Linked DNA regions of Homo sapiens: region 2 is linked to region 1. Evidence: chromatin loops called from intact Hi-C (ENCODE). Cell type or tissue: Caco-2. All regions are shown on one strand.

Evidence for each region. Peaks named below come from ENCODE experiments on the same cell type or tissue, not always from the same donor. Only the 100,000 strongest peaks of a DNase experiment are listed, where the experiment ranks them.
Region 2: a loop joins it to region 1, with 10 times the contacts of the local background. A loop is called at or near these places in 12 of 110 quality-filtered maps.

The regions. Positions count from the first base shown.
Region 1 is chr6:149,896,425-149,898,924 of GRCh38, forward strand. It overlaps RAET1E (retinoic acid early transcript 1E), which reads right to left and starts at 1,689. Exons shown (of 6, transcript NM_001394057.1): 1 at 1,597-1,689. The region is part of intron 1 of RAET1E-AS1 (RAET1E antisense RNA 1); the gene reads left to right. RefSeq lists a silencer at 1,949-2,243. In Caco-2, no CTCF peak of the experiment used is centred here; no DNase peak of the experiment used is centred here.
Region 2 is chr6:149,833,635-149,836,134 of GRCh38, forward strand. LRP11 (LDL receptor related protein 11) reads right to left here. Exons shown (of 7, transcript NM_032832.6): 5 at 2,451-2,500. RAET1E-LRP11 (RAET1E-LRP11 readthrough) reads right to left here. Exons shown (of 15, transcript NR_182438.1): 13 at 2,451-2,500. Among named protein-coding and RNA genes, the nearest start is that of RAET1E-AS1, 29 kb to the right of the region's middle. In Caco-2, a CTCF peak has its summit at 1,051 (motif pointing right); a DNase peak (open chromatin) is centred at 1,047.

The DNA of each region.
Region 1 (2,500 bases):
GTTCTCTGTCTGCTAAGGTTAAAGAACCTCAATTTTGAGGGTGCACTTCCACCTCTTGGTCTGGAGAAGGGGTCTCAAATCTGTCCTGAGTGGAGCCTGTTCTGTACACATCCAGGCCCTGAGAGTACACAGAGAGGAACTCACTGCTACCGCCCTGCCAATACTGCTGCTGTGGGGACACCAGCGGGGGTGGGCCAAGAACAGAGTGTATGTGTGTGTTTGTGTGTGTGTGTGTGTGTGTGCATGGGTGCTTGTGTGTGTGTGCGTGCATATGTGTGATATGACCACTGAGTAGCTCCTTAGCAGGGCCAATATTTTCTACAAGTCTGATGACTCACAGGAAGGAGCACACCAGGCCTATACTTGGGTCCTGACATCTGGGATGCCAACCTAACACTGAAGAAAAAGAAAGAGCTGCAGACAGGCTGGGAAAAATATACAGAAAGGGGAAAGGGGCCCTTCCACCTTTGTTGCCCTCTGTGGTCCTGAATCTCAGCTTGGCCTGAGCCAACCTGAAGATGGGAAGGAATAGCCATTTTCCAACTGCAAAATGTCAGCTTCAGGCAATGGTTTCAAAACTGAAGTAATGGTTACATATGAAGTAGATTTTTGTTTGTTTTGTTTTTTGAGACCAGGTCTTGCTCTGTCATCCAGGTGGAGTGCAGTGGCATGAGCACGGCTCACTGCAGCCTTGAACTCCCAGGCTCAATCAGTCCTTCCACTTCAGCCTCCAGAATAGCTGGCACTACAGGCATGAGCCACCACACCCAGCTAATTTTTAAATTTTTGGTGTGGAGATGGGGTCTCATCACGTTGCCCAGGCTGATCTCGAACTCCTGGGCTCAAACAATCCTCCCCCCTCAGCCTCCCAAAGTGTTGGGATTACAGGAGTGAGCCACCACACCCGGCTGAAATGGAATTTTAATTGAAGTAAGAAGCGGGTGATAAGGAAAGTGAAACCAATAATTTCACATAGTCCCTGGAAGCCCGTTGCTATAAAGAACTTTCAGCCTGAAGTCCAAAGAGAGACGAAAATTTTAAAATGAATTGGACTGCAGTTTTCAATCCCTGAAAATGAGTCACAGCCTTTTTGTGGCAGTGTGCCCTGGGCTTCTAACCGTCCTCTCCCTGCCCCAGCTGCCTTGAGGTCCCGGCCAATGGTTTCAACACTCAGGCTAGGAATGCCAAGGCCCGGCAGAGCGAGGCTGTGGAAGCCTTGGCATAAGCGGAAGGGAGGATCTGAGGGAGAATGGGACAAGAGAAGTCGGAAAGAAGGAGTTAGGGCAGGAGAACAAGGAGAAATCCCTGTCCCCCAAATTGGAGAGAGGGGCGATTGGGACTCCAGACTGGAAGGAGGCACGGATCCCTGAGTGCTTGGTGTGGAGGCAGAGGACCCGCAGAGCCACCCCGTCCTCCCTGCCTTATCCAGCGTCCCCGCCGCCACACCCCCAGCATCTCCCCCAACCCCACTTTTACTTCATTATCTGCCCCTGGTTCTCTCACCACTCGAGCCCCTGCTTTCCTCCTTCACTCCCAAACATGCACACGTTCCCTCTGCACGGGTGTTTGGAACACCAGCCATCCCCCACCCCCTACCTTGTGCCAGCAGGAGATGTTTGTCCTTCTGCCGTCTCTAGGATGGAGAGGCCTGAGGTGACTGCTTCCTCAGAGTCTCTGTGCAAACTCTCTGAGGAGCAGAAACCAGTTCAGTCTCTCTGGGTGTGGAGAGGCCGGCCTAGCAGAACACCCGTCCACCATGCAAACCGGGTGGGGCCACCTGTCAACTGTCACGTGTGAGTGATTCTAGGACAGGGTAACTCGTCCAGAATTGGATCCAATTCAGTACTGGATTCACCATCAGTAGAAGGACCAAGACCAGACTCAAGTCCCAGCCACGAAATTCTAGAAAGGATTTAATGTAATTTTAGCAGTTGTTGGAGACCAGCATGTGATGGCATACATATGTTTTCCTTGATATGTAGGTGGGGGCCCCCACCTTTTTTCAGGGTTTAGGCTTCTGCAGGTCCTGGCATAGCTGTGACAGCGGCCCTACCTCATTTCTGGTGGGTGCTGGCTCCCTCTATTGCTTGGTTTCTGTGCAAACACTGCATTATCGTCCTGCCCTCTTGAGACCTGGAGCTCCTGCCCCCTGAGCTCGTGTTCGCACTGTGTGTCACTGAACCTCGCTGTTTTCTTCTTGCAACTCCATTCCCCTCTGCAACTGGAAGACCAGCACTTCTCCTGAGTCTTCCTTAAAAGACACCCTGCCCACTTCCTTACAAAGCCCCCACCAAAGTGACACCAGCTACTTGTGAATGTAGCCAACTTTACTGAAGATTTAGAGGTTATGTTATAAGGCTGTGAATAATTTAAAAAAAAAATCACCTATTTGCTCGACCTCTTTCTTATCTCTTCTTTGGACTAGAAATAAAATATCTATGATTTGACCACACTGTCATCTAGTACTCGACCCTGGTTCTAGGCCACCGTCCTCCTGGCC
Region 2 (2,500 bases), 63 kb before region 1:
TTTTTCTATATTTTCTACAGTAAATCCATATTATTTTAATAATTAGAAAAAGCCCTAATATAATAACTGTACATCTAATCTCTCTGCATCTGTGAAAGACCACTCTTTACATCTTCATAACCAAATCCAAAGGCTGATTATCAAAAAGCAAAAGGAGAGATCATAAATAGATTGGAAATTGGGTGCTGACTCCCATCAGCCGCAGGTGGCAGCCTGGAGCATTATTTTCTTTTTTTTCCCTCCAACTTCTAAGTTCCGGGGTACATGTGTAGGATGTGCAGGTTTGTCACACAGGTAAACGTGTCATGGTGGTTTGCTGCACAGATCATCCCATCCCTAGGTATTAAGCCCAGCATCCATTAGCTGTTCTGCCTGATGCTCCCCCTCCCCCTACCTCCCACCCTCTGACAGGCCCCAGTGTGTGTTGTTTCCCTCCATATGTTCATGTGTTCTCATCATTCGGCTTCCATTTCTAACGTGAGGACATGCAGTATTTGGTTTTCTGTTCCTGCGTTAGTTTGCTGAGAATAATGGCTTCTAGCCTGGAGCACTATTTTCAAAAGGATTCTGAGCTAAGTCCACATTCCCCATGGGACAGTGCTGGGACCAATGAGTGACACCTAGCATGGGTAAGGGCTGATGGGGTAAAGTATGAATGTCAGCCTATTTATCATTCCTCAGTGCTGGACAGCACCTTGGAGGACATCTGGTTGAAGTCCCTTATTAACAGATGAGGCAACTGAGGTCCAGAGATATGAAGTGACTTATTCAAGGTTCTAAAGGTAGAGCCAAGACCTGGGCTTTGGTCTCGACTCTACTTTCAGCTAATTTGTTCATGCTCACGTGGTTCTCTCCACCACAGTAATGTGGTAGGAATTCATCCATCCTGGCCTCTGATAACACAGATCTCTCCATAAACTCTTCACCCCTTCGGCAGTCCTGCCAAAGATGCCTGGTCTGCCCAACTCTGTTTCTTAGATTGTGATGCTCTTCTCCATACAAACTATCTTAAGCAGAGAAAACCCACTAAAACCACATCCAAAGGCTTGCATGTAGTGACCGATTTTACCAGTAGGTGGCAGTACCAACCAGGAATGGACCAAAAAAGCAGACACTTGGCAGCATTCTTAACCAAAACTCAGAAAGAAAAGCCCCTGATAGAATGCAATGTTTTGCAGACATATTTTTATGGAGGCACTTAAAATCTACAAGGCACATAAACAAGAGTGGAAGGAAATATAACAAATATTAAAAGCAGTTTTCAAAAGAGGTGGTATTTTAAATTCACTTTCCTTCTTAAATTATTTTGCATCTTCCGTATCTTGTACAATGAACAAAAATTTTTCTTAATAAACTTACTAAAATCATGTCAGGTTATTTCAATACAACTTATGCAGAGTCTGAAAAGACATTAGAAAAGCTTTTGGAAATGTGATAATCTCTATTTCTGTCTCATGTCACATAATCATGCAAATAATAAGTGTGTAAAAAATGATGGAATCCTGTAATACTTATTGATTGACTGATTGAGACAAGGTCTCACTATGTTGCCCAGGCTGGTCTCAAACTCTTGGCCTCAAGCAATTCTTCTGCCTCAGCCTCCAGAGTAGCTGGGATTATAGGTGAGTCACTGCATCTGGCTAAATTCTGTAATGCTTTAGTCATGTTAATGTATTTTAGGCCAGGTGCAGTGACTCACACCTATAATCCTAGCACTTTGGGAGGCCAGCCGAGGTGGGCAGATTGCTTGAGCCCAAGAGTTCAAGACCAGCCTGGGCAACATGGCAAAACCTTGTCTCTATAAAAAATACAAAAATTAGTCAGGCATGGTGGTCCCAGCTACTACGCCTATAGTCCCAGCTACTCAGGAGGCTGAGATGGGAGGATCATGTGAGTTTGGGAGGCTGAGGCTGCAGTGAGCTGTGATCGCGTCACTGTACTCCAGCCTGGGAAACAGAGTGAGACCCTGTCTCAAAAAAAATAAAAATAAATCTCATTAGCCTTACTTTTTTTAGTGATAGATTTAGTTAAATTGGAGGCATAACGTTGAATTACTAGCACATGCATCTCTTTCAAGACAACTTGTTTAAATGTTCACTTGCTTGGGTGAAGAGGATTTACACAAATACATAATGGTTATGCTGTTTCATCTCAAAACAACCTAAAATTTAACACTTTGGGTATTGGTTTACGTAAGCTAAGTGTTAATGTATTTACAAATAAATGTATTAGTGTCTCTGGAGTAGGTACATGAGTGTATTTAGTAAGTGTCCCTTACTACAAATTAGTGCAAATGTCAAGATTTCCCCCCGCCTTTCTGGCCAAATTCTTAATTTTAACTCTTATTTCAAGATACTTCCTTAACACTCTTCAAACATAAACTTAATTGTGAGCCAAGTTTGGCTACAGAAAACAAGGTTCTTCATTGAGAACCCACCGTGAATCCTTACCTGGCATCACAGGAATGATTTGACTCTCTGGTCCCCAAAAGGCGGAATGA